Regions from separate parts of the Homo sapiens genome. Here regions 2, 3 and 4 are each linked to region 1. The links are chromatin contacts, found by Hi-C or POLR2A ChIA-PET in ENCODE. All regions are on one chromosome and are shown on one strand. The core of a region is the stretch at or near the end of the contact, and the rest is flanking DNA. Distances in the headings are between cores, read along the strand shown. Region 1 overlaps TTC19 (tetratricopeptide repeat domain 19). Region 2 has its middle 29 kb from the start of LRRC75A. Region 3 holds the start of SNHG29 (small nucleolar RNA host gene 29). Region 4 holds the start of TRPV2 (transient receptor potential cation channel subfamily V member 2).

Region 1 (4,027 bases), core at 1,423-3,922:
GGGAGAAACAGATCTCTCAGGATGATAAAAATTAGCACTTTACAGACTTTCAAGTAGACCTAAACTTTTAAACAAAAGTACTCAAGGCTTTTAAGGAAGCAGCTCTGTGATTAGCTACTGACCAAGACCCTCCTATCACTGGTGTCTAATCCCTATGTTACAGATGAAGACACAGGTTTAGTACTTTGCCCATATAGTTAAATTAGTGACAGAGATAGGCCATAAGCCCACATTTGTCTTCAGTCAAAGCTTTCACTCCTGTCCCTGTTCCACTCCTGTATACCTGAGGTCCCCAACATAAACTTTAGATCAGGCTTAGTGGTCAGCATTCCTAGTACTTGGAAAGTTGGTATTTTTTACAACAGATATATGTAAACATATAAAAATTTCAAAATGAATGAAAAACAGTGACTAAATGTTCCACTTCACAGTTTTCTGCTGAATTTTTTTTTTTCAGGTACTGGTAATATTTTAGAGTTTGTTAATAATTTATATTGCCAACCTACCATAAAAGAGATTATGATGGTATTTTTCTATGACCCTGAGGGTCTTAAGCTATTCTGAGTCAGAATACAGTTGACCCTTGAACAACACGGGTTTGAACTGTGTGGGTCCACTTATACATGGATTTTCTTCCACCTCTGCCACCCAAGATAGCAAGACCAACCCCTTCTCATCCTCAGCCTATTCAACATGAAGATGACAAGGATGAAGACCTTCATGATGATCCACTTCCACTTAATGAATAGTAAATATATTTTCTCTTCCTTATAATCTTAACAAACATTTTCTCTTCTCTAGCTTACTTTATTGTAAGAATACAGTATATAATACATATACAAAATATGTGTCAATCGACTATGTTATCCGTAAGACTTCTGGTCAGCAGTAGGCCATGAGTAGTTAAGTTTTGGAGGAGTCAAAGTTAGATGTGGATTTTTGACTACTTAGGGGGTCTATGCCCCTAACTCCTGCATTATTTGAAGGTCAACCGTATAGTTTCTGAGAACATGTCAGATCAGAGCCTAACTTCTTACTCTTGCAGTTCTACCTGAGGACCCGAAGGTGAGGTGCTGTGAACCACTCCCTCCATCCTCATCATAATGCATGTGCGTATTACTTTATTTACCATCACCTGGAGAAGAAATCTCAGAATGAGAGTTAAAATCCAATAATAGTTCTTGGTTCAAAATAAATGAAAGGACAGAATTCTCACATGGTTTACCTATGGAGGTTCACCTTATCATGATTTAAGTGGTAAGCACAGAGCAGCACTGACAACTTACTGTGGTTCACTGCAAACCAAAACATGATATTCTTTGTAGACTTAGATTTCAGTGTTCTGACACTATATCCTTACACGTGATTTTTTTAGCACCCAGAACTAAATTAAGGTCTTCCTAATACTCTTCATAAAAGTATTCTGACAGCCAGTTTTCCACTGCATGTTTATGACTGCAAATTTCATAATGCTTTTAATTTTGGTACACTGAGTGATTCTATTTTAAAAATATTTATGCCCAGAAAACTCCAGTGACCATTGGACAGTTAAAAAATTTTAATGACACGATTTTAACCAATTCACTTTTGAATTTAGACCAATCAGTAAAGGAGATCAGTCCTCCTTTTGCTTCAGTACCTTATTTTACAACAGTGTAAATGAACTGTAATGAAAACACCCACATGAAGAGACTGTCCTGAAAACTCCTAGTGTTTCCAACAACGAGACCATGAGCTGAGTCACTGTGGATGATTTAAAATTAATAAATAAATAAAACTTGGAATGAAAAACCTTTCAGTAACCCCTGCAGTTGTGAAAAGGTAAAAACATTCTCAATGCAAAAGGTGAGTGGTTGACATTAATTTTTTTAAGAAATCACCATACGTTAATACTGGTTTCTACTGAAACAGTCTGATTTATATTGTATCTTATCTCTCTGAGCTAGACTTGGTAAACGGCATTAGCTGCATGGTAAATAATATGAGATTAGACAGAAAATAGGAAGAAATTTACATCTGCAACATACAAAACTCTAGTTTTAGTCTAATCCCTGAGGATTTGGACCTCAAGGTTTCTGGTGTTTTTATTTTCTTCAGAAAGTTTTTTTTTTTTTTTTTTTTTTTTTTTTGAGAAATGCAAAGATTACTGGGATACATACAATATTGTTGTGTAGTCTCATTTATTATGAAGATTCTTCCAGTATGTACATACGAACCAAAAGTATCAGTTTATCAGTCCCACTCACATCCCACCCCCACAGGCATACCAACAGGGTCAATCTTCCTTCATGGTACCTAGAAAAACTGTCTTTTTCCTTAGGTAAATGGCTAAAAATGTATTCATGACTGCTGCAGTAAGAGCATCCACCTATGTATCTTTACATACTTTGAGACAGTGTGATAAAGCTCTTTCAGCACAGCAGTCTATTCATTCAAAGTCATCTAACCAAATACCTTCCCCCACAGCTAAGAAAGAATCCCAGTGTTTCCCTAGTTTAGAGATGAAGATACTGAAATTGCAAAAGCAAAAAGGCTAGGACTAAGATCCAGGTCAGTAGTTCAGCTATACCAGCAGTACACATTAGAATTACGAAGAGTTTTAAAATATACCTGTAGGGGCCTATTCTGACTCAGAACAGCCTGGGCTGTGTGTCCTTAAAGAGTACTTGAGATGACTCAGTTGTGTGACTAAGGCTGCAAAGGAAGTAGAGTGTTCAGATAACACAGACAAAAGGTTACATCATTCTTAGTTTTTAGTTTTATATAAACACCCCCATTTTTAGTTTTATATAACCAGATAAATATGGTTCACTTTTATTTAAATTCAAATGGGTGCTATACTGTCACGTGCCTAATCCCCACTTTACAACTTCATGCTGGATGCTGGTAGCAAACTAAGATATTTTTCTCTTTTATGTATTAAATTCCACTTGTGCTTCATGAAACAGACTATAAGAACAACAATTCACCATAATCCCCCTTTGCCATGAGGAAGGTAATTCTGGTCAGTTTGCCAGGTATTGATAAAGTAAAGTAAGAGAAGACAGGGCAGCAAATCAGCAGACCAAAAACTTATGGTAGAAATGCCAGGCTGAATCACCACACCCACAGCGCACAGGAACACCAGCCCATATGAATCTACAGTTCTACTTAGACCAGCAGGGACAGCACCAAGTCACGTGTTACAACTGAAAGCATCACTTGACGACATCCTGAAAGGTCATAATCAGTTGGGAATGAAAGTCATTTTTCCTTTAAAATACAAAAATGGCAGTGTGTACAACCCCTCCTTCACTAAGGCTAAATTGAGGAAACCTGAATATCAAAAACGACAGATTTAAGCCATTGATCGGGTGCCACAGAGACAGGAATGATAGCTATTCTTCCACATTACTAGACATTATTCTCCCTACACAAAAATGGATTTAGAGCTTGACAGAATTTGTCAAAGGTCTACTTTTCTTTGACAGCTCAGCCAACTCTTCCCTGATGTGTTGTACAGAAATTTCATCTTTTTTCAGCTTTGCTTGCTTCAGTGCTTCCTGGTAGATCTCTTTTGCTTGTGTATATCGTTCTAAAATAACCCAGAGAGAAGGGACAGTAAGAAGAAAGTGTATGTTTTCAAGGTGATTCTGAAGAGAGAGCATGAATGCAGATATAGGGCTAATTTACTGTGTGCTTATGAAGCGACAAGCTGGTGCTGCCTCATTTCATCCCCATCTGACAGGCTGGAACTCCACTGAATGCTGTGGGATTCCTAACGGCCCTTTCCAGTATATCCTGAGGACTTTGATGAGCCCAAGATTTCATGAATGGTGGTATGTGTAATACACCTGTCATCCCAGGTTTCTGAAAATGATCGGTATAGTGTGCTGACACTAAGAAATGTCTGACAAAATGATACTTCCTGTCATAAAGCTTCACCAGCACACTGTGAGAAACACATTGTAACTGAACACATTTAGAAATCTGTAAAGCACTACTGACGTAAGGTACTATCATTGCAAGGTTTTCTCCAGCTTGATGG
Region 2 (4,027 bases), core at 617-3,116, 490 kb before region 1:
TGAGGCTGAGGTGGGAGGAGCCATTGAGACCGGGAGTTCAAGACCAGCCTGGGCAACATAGGGAGAGCCTATCTCTACAAAAAAAAAAAAAAATTAATTAATCAGATGGCTGTGGTGATGCACAGCACAACTTTAGTCTCAGCTGCTTGGGAGACTGAGGTGGGAGGATCACTTGAATCCGGGAGGTCGAGGCTTCAGTGAGCTATGATCATGCCACTGCACTTCAGGCTGGGTAACAGAGTGAGACCTTGTCTCAAAAAAATTTTTGAAAATTAAAATAAAGGCCTTCCCGAGAAAGCTCAAGGCTGCCAGGAGAATTGACTGTTTGTTCCAGCCAATACCAAGAGATAGGCAGATAGAGCTCTGCACCACCACCCCTCAACTCCCTGTAGAGCCATCACTTTAGAAAGCTTGCAATTATAAAGCCTTTCTTTGCTCTTTGGGATATAAAACTACCACCCAAAACTGTTTCCTCCAGGACCTGAGAGTCTTCTCTTTAAAATGCAAGGCTTCAGGGAGATAATTCTGTCTCTCCTAGTCTGTAGGGGAGGCTGAGGGCCTAACTGTGGGCACCTTGCTCCAACCTGCACCACTGCCCCGTCACAAAGACATGAGAAGTGTGTGTGTCCTTCAGATAGACAGCAGTCAACAAACCCAGGTGGCCTGACATGGCCTAACCCTATTCACACCTTTAGTGCCTTTCCCTGAGCACACCCCACCTTTAAAAGTCTCCAGCCTTTTGTTTTGGAGAAGTTGAGTTCAATCCACACTGGTCTCTCTTCCTTGCTGCCATAGTATTGCTGAATAAAACCTGTGTTCACCATCTTGACCAGTGTCGGTCGGCATCGTTTATCTGGGATAGTGTCATAACAAAACCTAACCTCTCCTGACTGATAGTTAGTTGTCATTCTTACTCTTTTTATTATTATTGCCGAAGGTGATGATTTCTGGAGGAGCCTGAGCTCTTTCTCTTTCCCCTTCTCCCAGCTTCCCTTCTCCACTACATCTCCGTTATTGCATCAATTTCAGGAATACAGCTCCCAATAAATGGAAACAGTAGGACAATTTCAGTAATCATTTTCAGAATTTCTAGAGTCTTCACTGTAACTATTTTTTAGTTTCAGAGCTACTTGTTTCCCAAAATAAATCAAATCAGAGAAAACACATCTCTAGAATTAATTTTTTTTTTTAAGACAGGGTCTCTCACTGTTACCCCAGCTGGAGTGCAGTGGCACAATCACTGCTCACTGAAATCTTGAACTCCTGGGCTCAAGCACCCAGGCTTCTAAGTAGCTGGGACTACAGGTGCATGCCACCACATCAAGCTAATTTTATTTAATAGTACAGAGGAGGTGTCACTATGTTGCTCAGGCTGGTCTCAAACTCCTGGACTCACGTTATCCTCCCACTTTGGCCTCCCAGACTGCTAGGATTACAGGTGTGAACTACTGTGCCTGGCCTAGAGTGAATCTTTAGAATCCACCTCTACTGTGATGTGTCAATATAAGTTAGCAAGAACCAGTGACTTCTGAGTATATGAGTTCCAAACTTCGACATTTCCAAAGTCCCACCTCTGATGGCATTTGTAGGTGACCCCTTAGAGAAAACTTACAGTGTTCTCGCAGGTGCCAAAATTTATGCTGCTTTTTGCCCAACAGTTGGTTAGATATCTCAAGCAACTAAGAGCGTACTGCCATGGATTATGCCTTAAAGTAATGACGGTGCATTTACCAAACCACTCTTCCCTCTCTTACCCTCCAAAAAAATTGCTGTTCTCTCCAGGGCAGCCACAGCTGGAGGGGACGCTAGCTAATCCTCTTATCCCACCACTAGATGGCAGGACAGTCCAGTCTGGCAAATCTCTCTGCCCTGCCTGAACTTCGATGTCCACATCTTTAGTGAAGAGTCTTCCTAACAGAAATGTACTTCCTGGTTAAACATTAGTTTGGACTCAGAGAGCAGACAGGCTCAGATTCAGGCTGAGCCTCCTCCAAGGCAGACAGGTGTTCTCCTGAGGTGCCATTAGGGTTGTACTCATGTGGAGTGAGACGGGGCAAAGCGGAGAGGGAACCAGGGAAGGGAAAGAATTGGTGCTGATCAGATGTCCTGGAGCTTAACTTGCCTGCAGTCTGATGGGTTAGTATGGCAAAGTGGGGCCTGGAAGCCTCAACTCTCTATACCCATATAACCCCTCCACCCCATCCCTCTGCCTCCTGAAGACCCCTGTACAGCAGAGGCCAGTCCCAACAAGGAGGCCAGCACCAGGCTCCCCATCCTCTCTGCTCCAACTCTGTGGGTGTTTAACACACCAAAAGCAAGACTTCTACCAGCCAGGACCCTCTGTGAGCCCCCAGCCAGGAGACAGGCTCTGGGTTCTGAGATGAGGGAAGACGCCGGCATGATGTATGCACCAGCCTTGGGACTCCTAGCAGTACTTCCTTTCTGACACACTATTTTTTCAAAACATCATCCCATCCCTTGACTCAATGCTCTCACTAAGGCCAAGCGCCACGAGGTGACTGTGCCAGAAGCTCCCCAGCCAGTCGGAGCAGCACTGAGATCAGCAGATCCCAGGATCCTACCTCCCAACCTGTTGTCTTCCCAGCACACTGGACTATAGAGAAGACACCCTTGTGATTTGCTACAGGACCCTGCCCCAGCCTCCCTATCAACCTGCACAGTGGTGAGATGCAGTGAGGGCTTCTAGATTATGATCCGGACTAGGATCAGATTGGTCTGGTCTGATGACCCTCTCGGACACTTACTAGCTATGTGACCTTGGGCATGTAGTTTAACCTGTCTGTGCTTTGATGCCTCATCTGTAACATGTGAATTCTTATTGTATCTATGTTTCAAGGCTGTTGTAAGGATAAAATGAGATTGTGTGTGTTAAGGGCTTCCCACAATACCTGACATACAGTGCTCTGTAAATGGCAGAATCAAAAGTTGGATCGAAAATTTAATAGATAGCCACAAAAACAAACAACCCAACCTAAAAATGAGGAAAGACCTGGCCGGGCGCAGTGGCTCACGCCTGTAATCCCAGCACTTTGGGAGGCTGAGGCGGGCAGATCACGAAGTCAGGCGATCAAGACCATCCTGGCCAGCAGGGTGAAACACAGTCTCCTCTGAAATACAAAAAAAATAAGCCCAGTGTGGTGGTGTGTGCCTATAGTCCCAGGTACTCAGGAGACTGAGGCAGAGGAATAGCTTGAACCCGGGAGGCGGAGCTTGCAGTGAGCCGAGATCGCGCCACTGCACTCCAGCCTGGGCAACAAGAGTCAAACTTCCTCTCAAAAAAAAAAAAAAAAAAAAAAAAATGAGGAAAGACCTTTAACAGACATTTCTCCGAAGAAGATATACAAGTGGCCAACAAGCACATGAAAATGTACTCAACATCACTAATCACCAGGGAAATGCAAATCAAGACCACAATGAGAAATCACCTCATACCTGTTAGGATAGCCATTATTGAAAAACAAAACAAAAATCATAAAACGAGGGTTGATGAGGATGTGGAGAAATCGAAGCCCTTGTGCACCATTGGTAAGACTGCGATATGGCCCAGCCACTATAAAAACAGTATGGGCTGGGCACAGTGGCTCAGCCAATAATCCCAGCACTTTGGGAGGCTAAGGCGGGAGGATTGCTTGAGCCCAGAAGTTCAGGACCAGCTTGGACAACACAGTGAGACCCTATCTTTACAAAAAATAAAAAATTAGTCAGACGTGATGGCACACACCTGTAGTCCCAGCTACCTGGGGATCTGAGGTAGGAGGAGGCTTGAGCCTGGGAATTTAAGGCTACATTGAGCTATGATCAAGCCATTGGGCAACAGAGCAAGATCTTGTCTCATAAATAGATAAACAGAGACTCTTCAAAAAATTAAAAATAGAATTATCAAATGATCTAGCATTCCCACTTCTGAGTATATACCCAAAAGAATAGAAAGCAAAGTCTCAATGAAACATTTGTATATCCACATTCATAATAAGATCATTCACAGTAGACAAAAGGCAGAAGCAAC
Region 3 (4,027 bases), core at 892-3,391, 410 kb before region 1:
CTCTTGGGCTGAGATGCTGCTGCCAGCTCTAAAACAGCACTCTGTTCTCAAAACCTGGGGGAATGGAGAAGGCGCATACACCTTAGAGACTGCAGATGCAGAGCAGGACAGGCATTTCTGATGACAGTCAATTAATGACTTTACAAATTTAAGTCCATCCTAACAAAAGCCCCTTAAGACCTAATTAGAGGTAATTTTTCTAAGTTTTTGTAAATTATTGAGGACTACAAATCTTAATTAGCTTCTCAGTAGGTTGTAATTTTTTTTTTTTTTTTGAGATGGAGTCTCGCTGTTGCCCAGGCTGGAGTGCAGTGGCACGATTTCGACTCACTACAACCTCCGCCTCCCGGGTTCAAGCGATTCTCCTGGCTCAGCCCCCAAAGTAGCTGGGATTACAAGTACACGCCACCACACCCGGCTAATTTTTGTATTTTTGGTAGAGATGGGGTTTCACCATGTCGGCCAGCCAGGCTGGTCTTGAACTCCTGACCTCAGGTGATCCACCCACCTTAGCCTCCCAAAGTGCTGGGATTACAGGCCACTGTGCCCAGCCTCAGGGGAGTTGTAATCTCCATTTCAGTCATATCAATTTAAACTTCACAAAGCTAAGATTACTTTTCCTTTTCACATCTGAGGAAAACTACATCTCAGCAGACAGGTAATTTGCCCGAGACTAAACAGCCAAGAGGTAAATAGAGTAGCCCCTCTTTCTAGGTAATCCACCCTGGCTCCACTGCCACCGGAAACTAAAATCAGTATCTCTGGGATAGGCTACACTGTTACAAGGTATTAGGTTAACCAAATCCAATTGCCAATATTCGACCTGACAGCTAGGCGTGGTCAGCCACTAGCCTCCCCATAGAGCAAGGCTTACCTCATGGCAGGCTCCTGGCTCCAATACTCAGCTGCCAAACATGATGCTGATTCTTCACGAATTTGCAACCTAGGTGAATATAGCAATTAGGTCACCGTTCAAACAAGTTTACTCCTGGGAACCAGCAAGTGGTGAAGACTTGACTGCAATCAGACAGGAGTAGTCTTCGTCAGTTATCGCTTCTGACGGCACTTCCTATTAGTGATTTCATCAGAGCAGTCAAGCACCTCACAACCCTCCAGTACTGTTCCAACCGCAGATCTAGACCCTACCTGAAACTTAAGCTAACCCTGCTACTGGAGACATTTCTTAACGAAGGAGTTTGTTTCTGCATTATCAGTTTGCTTTAAATGCAGTTCTAGGTTAGGACTGTGGCTGAAGCAGCCATCTCCAGTTTCTATTTAAGTTCCACCCTATGCAATGACATGATAACGTTACCCTAAAGTGTATAAAACACCTAAACGTAGAAAACTGTCAAAACGCCAATTTCCGTGCATTCAAGTGACAAAACTACGTTCCATGTTAAACCCTACACCAGAGAGCCTCTCACCTCGTGGCTACCCCGTCTTCAGCACTCTGCAGTGGGTACGCAATCTTAAAGAGGGAGTAAGGACAGGAATTCAGGGCAGGGCTCTGGCAGTTACGGTCAACTAAGTTGTAGAGGTTTCAGCGACTGCGGTCAGATAGACATTAGACGTCGTCAGTTATCGCTTCTGACGGCACTTCCTATTACAAGTATCATCAGGACAGTCGAATAAGTCTTCCAGTAATACTGTTACAATCTTACCGACGTACACCGCCCTCGGGGTACCCCAAACTGCAAGCCGACCCCAACTTACCCAGTTCTCTCGGGTTTGCACACCCCCACTGTGGGCCGGGGAACCGGGTCCCGGCCTTCGCAGACTCCAGGCTCTGGCAGATGTGGCCCTACCACAAAAGAGTGATCCATGAGCCTCAGCCACGGCAGCCGGATTCGGCCCCGCGCTGCCCTGCCAGGCTGTCCAATACCGGGCCGCAGCGCCCGCCGCGAAAGCCACGCGGGCGCAGGAGCCGGGGAGCCACGCCATCTCAACAGCTGCCCTCCGCCCTCTAGACAGGCTTCCCGGGAACATCTCCCCAGAGACCACAGAAGCTCGAGCTCTTTATTTGCTCTTGCCCCCCAGCTACTACTCCCAGATTCCTAGAGAGCCTACCTCCATAACAACGGGAATGAAAAGGTCACACCTTATGTGCGCCAGGCCCTTAAGGAGTCGGAATATCCCAATCCTCACAAAAGGAGGGGGACGCTGGCAAAGACTCATGGGAACTTTCCGCCAAGTAACGATTTAGACCGGCGCGCTACCCAGGACTCCCCCTCCTGTTGAGTCTATGGTCTCTTCCACAGCCCCGGGAATTCTGGGTCACAACACGCGCGGGGAGTTCCAGGGCGCCTGCGCGAGGGCTGGATCGCGCGTTTGGGCCCCACCTCCGCCACTCCTTAGCTGGGTGGTCTTGGGCCAATTACTCATTCTCTTTAAGCTTCCGATTGGTCCTCTAGTAAACGGAGACACCAGCGCCCCAGAAGATCACGTGAGATGACACACGTGAAAGCCTGTAGAGCTGTGGCACAAGGCAGCCATTCATCCTAGTAGCTCCTCCTGAATCTATTGAGCGTTGCCAAATACTCTCCCCACAGCTATTTCACCACATCCACGGGGCTTCTCAAACCCCTGCGCACTGGTCACCCTCATTACTCCTTTAGCACGACCTTTAGGGAACGAGCTGACGTCTTATCTAGATCCACGTCCATCCTCTGCTCGCCTCTGGGGTAAAGCTCTGCCCACCTCCTTTCCTCTCCTCATTCCTTGGGGCCTCCTCCACCTATGCCCCTGCCTCACCTTCCATGGAAAACTCTCTCTACTGTGGCTTTCCTTTCAGCCTATGAACATGCTCAGCTCTCTCCTTGAAAAAGAATCCATGCAACCACGTTTTGCACACACACGTTATACCAAGGGAAAGAAATTCATTTTGACTGCAAAAAACTGGGAAGACAATCATAAGACCTTTTGAGCTGGCCTCAGAAATAAGTGTAGGGTTTTTGTTGTTGTTGTTGTTGTTGCTCGTTTTTGTGTTTTTTTGAGACGGAATTTCGCTCCTGTTGCCCAGGCTGGACTGCAATGGCGCGATCTCCGCTCACCGCAACCTCTGCCTCCCGGGTTCAAGCGATTCTTCTGCCTCAGCCTCCCGAGTAGCTGGGATTACAGGCATGCGCCACCACGCCCGGCTAATTTTGTATTTTTAGTAGAGACGGGGTTTCTCCATGTTGGTCAGGCTGGTTTCGAACTCCTGAACTCAGGTGATCCGCCCGCCTGGGCCTCCCAGAGTGCTGGGATTACAGGCGCCCGGCAAGTGTAGGGTTTTATTTTATTATTATACTTTAAGTTCTAGGGTACATGTGCACAACGTGCAGGTTTGTTACATATGTATACATGTGCCATGTTGGTATGCTGCACCCATTAACTCATCATTTACATTAGGTATATCTCCTAATGCTATCCCTCCCCCCACCCCCAAGTGTAGGGTTTTAATGGAGGAGGGGGGCTTCCAGCAAGAGCCAGGTCAAGGGATCAAGCACGAGGTCTCTCGGCCTGCATGAATTTGGGGAGAGTGCTAAGGAGGGAGGGGCAACAGAGGTGGAGGGGAGGAGGTGTCTGGAACTGCTTGGGCAAAACCGTGGGGGTCTCGGGATGTCAGCTAGGGCATTCTGTGGGTACTGGGGAGCCTCTCAGGCCTTCAGAGCACAAAGAGGACATGTTTGTCTTATGTCTTAGGAAGGCCCTCTGGCTGCCCTGCAGAGAATGGCTTGGGAGGGGTGGGAATTGAGCAAGAAGCTCGGTAGGAAGAGAAAGCAAGAGAGGTGGCTTTAATGGGTTTTCCCAGGTACCTGCCCAAAAGCAGGGTGGGTGTGGAAAGCAAAGGGTGTCGTGGTGGAGAGAGAGGAGAGGTGGCTGTTTGCCCATGTCCATCACCATATATCTGCCACAACAATGGGCACAGCACCTCAGCCAGCTGCCTGTACCCAGGAAGAGGACAGTCCCCAGACTTGGGGATGTGGGGGTGAGGGTGGGGACACAGCAACTGAGGGTCTCTGTGCCCAGGCAAGGGCAGGAGCAA
Region 4 (4,027 bases), core at 943-3,442, 390 kb before region 1:
AATCCAGCTTTCCTCTGTCCGCCTCAGAGCCATCTTCTTGGCCTCCATCTAATGTCTCCAACCTGAAAACTGGAGAGCTGGAGGGTGAGGTCATCCTAGGAGGAGGAGGCTGCTCGGTCCAGCCAGGACCTCTGTGCAGATGGAGATGTCAAGGGTCCTGTCTTCCTCCCAGCTGCGCGTCGGTGTTGGCCTGACTGGAGCCTGCAAAAGGAGGTATTAGGTTAGTGCAAAAGGCTGGGCGTGGTGGCTGGGTGTAATCCCAGCACTTTGGGAGGCTGAGGCTGGCTGGTCAGCTGTTAGAGACCAGCCTGACCAACATGGTGAAACCCCATCTCCACTAAAAAAAATACAAAAATTAGCTGGGCATGGTGGCTTGTGCCTGTAATCCCAGCTACTAGGGAGGGTGAGGCAGGAGAATTGCTTAAACCCGGAAGCTAAGATGGCACCACTGCACTCCAGCCTGGGCAACAGAGCAAGACTCTGTCTCAAAAAAAAAAAAAAAAAAAATTGCGGTTTTTGCCATTACTTCTCATTACTTCTAATGGCAAAAATGCCAAGTGCAAGTAGGTCCACCCACTGTGTGGGAGCCCAGCCCCAATGCAGGGGAAGTGGGCCAGGAGGGATGAGCAGCAGGGGTGAGGAGAGGGAGGGAGGCCTGTGGGGTGAGGAACAGGGAACCAATAGGGCCACCCTTTTGATGTTGTCCCCCAGGAAGAGCCATGACTGTCCCCGACTTTTCCTCTGGGACTTCCTGGAATCTGAGGGGTCACAACCCCTGTTACCATTTACATTAACAGCACAACCCTTTCTTTACACAACGTCTTGCCTGGCAGCCAATATTCCAACAGATAAAAGTGCGATGACTGGGATGGGGCCAGTCACTCAACCCCTCGCCAAAGAAGGGGAGCTCTAAGAAGAAATAACTGGGAAAACCACTAGACTATCAAACCCTTCATTTTGCTGCCAAGACTACTAAGGCTTAGAAAGGGGGAGTGGCTTTCCCAAGGTCGCCAGTTGTTGGCAGAGCCGGATCTGACACCATGCGTCTACCATGACGTTCCTCTTCCGTTTTCAAAGCCTTTCAGGGTCTGTCTATATTTTCAGTCTGATTCAGCTCTGAAGGCATCGAATACTACCTTTGTGTGCCTCAGGGCCTCTGGGGGCTTCACGAAGGGAGGGAGGCCCCTAGCCTGTGGCCCAGGCTCTCTCCACCACGCTGCCTCAGGCCCTAGGCTGGCCTAGGAAGCTCAGCAAACAGCACAATCTCACCCTCACAGGAAAACTGAAACCACAGCCTCCATCACTTGGCAAGGGTGGGGCCTCGGTCAGGGTTGGGGAACCCTCATGGGCCCAGTGAGCAGGATCAGAAAGAAGAAGGAGTCAAAGAGTGGTAAGGAGACAGAAGGGTGGAGAAGGGGGCAGGGGGCAGGGGGCAGAGAGCAGAGAGGAGCGGCACCAGCAGAGGGAAGTGGAGAGGGTAGGCTGGGACCAGGCCCTGGGGACCCGGGTGGGGTATTTTCCCATGGAAACATGGGAGGTGGGGAGCTGCCTGGCTGCCTCAGTTTGCAGATGTGACCCACCACCCTTTCTACACACACTGGGGCAGAAGGGTGCTCTTTCCGTTTCATACCGTTTAGCCCATCTGTGTCCCCAACCAAACCCTGGCCCATTCCTCCAGCCCTAGACTCCCAAGCCCCAGCAGCAACAGTTGTCTGTCCAGCCCCCACCCCACCTCCTGGGACCCTCACCCACCCTGGCAGCAGAGGAAGGGGTGTGGAGGTCCAGGGAGAGGGTGCTGGAGCCCCACACAGACCCTGGCTCCAGGCTGTAGAAGCCAGGAGCCCACTAGGCCTTCCCCACCCCATCATTCACTGTCAGGCTTGGAGACCCGGCCCCCTCCAACGTCCCCAGCATTGCCCACCGACTTACCCCGCAGGCTGAGGCCAGGGCGTGGCGGCTGCTGGGATCCCGGAGCTTCTCAGTAGCAGGGGCTGCGGGAGGAAGTGAAGCCGGGAGGGGCTGCCGGCGCTGACAGCAGAGGAGCGGCGGAACCTCCCTCCCCAGCTCTGAGCACTAAGCTCCAGCAAGCAGGTTCTGGTCTCTCGGTCACCCTCAGCCCACCTGGCCAGCCGGCACGGTGGAGAACGGGAGCTTAACTCTCCCCTGTCAGGACAGGCTAGCCACCAGAGACTGACCATCTGGACACACCCTGCTGCGAATCAGGCTCCACCCCCACCCCTCCCCCTTCTAGCCACTAAGGTCTCAGGTGGGGGTGGGTGACACTCAGAGGCAGCCCTTGGATGCTGGGGACTTGCCACCCATGGAAGCTGCCATGGATGGGGGATTCTTCCCCAAGTCCACTGACAGCTATCTCCTCCCCTTCTCCACCACATGCCTTCCAAGCAGCCGTGTGGCCCATAAATGGGCCTGAGTTGACCCATGGCAGGGGAGAAAGCTGATGTGGACAGCCCCCAGGGAGAGGCTCAGCCCAGCAGATGCCCCTGGGAACACAGTCCCACCCACCCATCCACCCAGCAGTTGGGGGACTTTCCCACCTCCCAGGACCTTCTCCCAGCCTCCTGACCCCAGGACTCTGATGGCTAAAGTTCCCCTAAAGGTGCTCCAAGCACCAGCCAGCAGGTGGAGACAAGGAGGTGGGCACGCACTGCTAAAATCAGACCTCACCACCAACGGGGCCCTGGTCTGGACTCAGTCTTGGAGCTTGGGGACCCAACCACCACCGAAGTAGCCCTAGGAATCTCTCTCCCTCACTCCCAAAACCTGGCATCAGCTCTTCCTCCAAAATTTGTCTTTCTGAGTGGTCCAAGCCACTATCACTGCTCCCCTGGGCAACTGCAGCCACCTCCAAACTGGTCTCCCTGCTTCATTCTTGCCCCACACTCATAATCCATTTCTCCTTATAGCAACTGAAGTGACCTTTTAAAAATGGGAACCAGGGCCGGGCGCAGTGGCTCACACCTGTAATCCCAGCACTTTGGGAGGCCGAGGTGCATGGATCACTTGAGGTCAGGAGTTCAAGACCAGCCTGGCTAACATGGCAAAACCCCATCTCTACTAAAAATACAAATATTAGCTGGATATGGTGGTGGGCACCTGTAATCTCAGCTACTTGGGAGGCTGACGCAGGAGAATCGCTTGAACCTGGGAGGCGGAAGTTGCAGTGAGCTGAGATTGTGCCACTGCACACCAGCCTGGACAACAGAGCGAGACTCTGTGTCAAAAAAGAAAAAAAAAGAAAACCAGGTCACCTAACGCCTTGACTTAATCACAAAACCTCACCCATGGTGCTTGGAATAAAATGCAAACTCCATACCATGAGCCCTCAAAGTCCAGATGCCCTTCTCCATCGCTATCCGTCACTCATGGCAACCCTGTCATGCACATTACACTCTAGGCCTGCGCCATCCAATAAGATAGTCACTAGCCACAATGACTGTTTAGATTTAAATCAATTATAATAGGCCTCACGCTTGTAATCCCAGCACTTTGGGAAGCTGAGGTGGGTGGATCACCTGAGGTCAGGAGTTCCAGACCTGCCTGACCAACATAGTGAAACCCCATCTCTACTAAAAATACAAAATTAGTCCAGGCGCGGTGGCTCATACCTGTAATCCCAGCACTTTGGGAAGCCAAGGTAGGTGGATCACTTGAGGTGAGGAATTCGAGACCAGCCTGGCCAATATGGCAAAACCCCATTTCTCCTAAAAATAAAAAAAAATAGCCAGGCGTAGTGGCACGTGCCTGTAATCCCAGCTACTTGGGAGGCTGAGGCAGGAGAATCGCTTAAACCTGGGAGGCAGAGCTTGCAGTGAGCCAAGATTGTGCCATTGCACTCCAGCCTGGACAACAAGAGGGAAACTCTGTCTCAAAAATAAATACATAATAAAATAACAGTAAACATTCAGTTCTGCTGTCCCATTAGCCACATTTTAAATGCTCAGTTGGCACATGTGGCTAGTGGCTACCATATCGGATAGCACACAGATGACAAATTTTTCTTTTTTTC

The links. Hi-C counts contacts between places; a loop is a spot of excess contacts on that map. ChIA-PET counts read pairs that join two places held with the same protein, here RNA polymerase II (POLR2A). Pooled maps may share reads with other maps.
Region 2: a loop to region 1 is called in a map with no recorded cell type, with 3 times the contacts of the local background. The contact joins two enhancer-like sites. A Hi-C loop is called at or near these places in 1 of 168 maps with a recorded cell type or tissue (mammary epithelial cell), 1 of 37 single-sample maps with no recorded cell type and 8 of 50 pooled maps. POLR2A ChIA-PET finds 5 or more read pairs at or near these places in 3 of 52 experiments (B cell, HEK293 and activated CD4-positive, alpha-beta T cell).
Region 3: a loop to region 1 is called in a pooled map, with 13 times the contacts of the local background. The contact joins the promoter of SNHG29 here to the enhancer-like site in region 1. A Hi-C loop is called at or near these places in 5 of 50 pooled maps. POLR2A ChIA-PET finds 5 or more read pairs at or near these places in 4 of 52 experiments (BJ, T-cell, activated CD4-positive, alpha-beta T cell and 1 more).
Region 4: a pooled map shows a loop between it and region 1 (5-fold over the local background). The contact joins the promoter of TRPV2 here to the enhancer-like site in region 1. A Hi-C loop is called at or near these places in 9 of 50 pooled maps.

The regions. Positions count from the first base shown.
Region 1 is chr17:16,026,921-16,030,947 of GRCh38, reverse strand. TTC19 (tetratricopeptide repeat domain 19) reads right to left here. Exons shown (of 10, transcript NM_017775.4): 10 at 1,544-3,574. The coding sequence ends at 3,426. It overlaps NCOR1 (nuclear receptor corepressor 1), which reads left to right. Exons shown (of 46, transcript NM_006311.4): 46 at 1-1,791. Among named protein-coding and RNA genes, the nearest start is that of TTC19, 29 kb to the right of the region's middle. RefSeq lists a silencer at 2,712-2,761. Within about 2 kb of position 2,672, at least 8 of the 41 ENCODE cell types and tissues checked have a DNase peak (open chromatin) inside an H3K27ac peak, as active enhancers do.
Region 2 is chr17:16,519,255-16,523,281 of GRCh38, reverse strand. No RefSeq gene overlaps it. Among named protein-coding and RNA genes, the nearest start is that of LRRC75A, 29 kb to the right of the region's middle. RefSeq lists an enhancer at 1,941-1,990. Within about 2 kb of position 1,866, at least 3 of the 41 ENCODE cell types and tissues checked have a DNase peak (open chromatin) inside an H3K27ac peak, as active enhancers do.
Region 3 is chr17:16,437,101-16,441,127 of GRCh38, reverse strand. It overlaps SNHG29 (small nucleolar RNA host gene 29), which reads right to left and starts at 2,141. Exons shown (of 4, transcript NR_045025.1): 1 at 2,068-2,141; 2 at 875-943; 3 at 1-54. SNORD49B (small nucleolar RNA, C/D box 49B) reads right to left here and starts at 1,619; the gene lies at 1,572-1,619. SNORD49A (small nucleolar RNA, C/D box 49A) reads right to left here and starts at 1,092; the gene lies at 1,022-1,092. RefSeq lists enhancers at 936-1,837, 2,143-2,472, 2,533-2,722, 1,838-2,737, 2,738-3,639.
Region 4 is chr17:16,413,736-16,417,762 of GRCh38, reverse strand. TRPV2 (transient receptor potential cation channel subfamily V member 2) reads right to left here and starts at 2,192. Exons shown (of 15, transcript NM_016113.5): 1 at 1,930-2,192; 2 at 1-201. The coding sequence starts at 94. RefSeq lists enhancers at 462-571, 912-961, 1,222-1,291, 2,242-2,361 and a silencer at 1,402-1,521.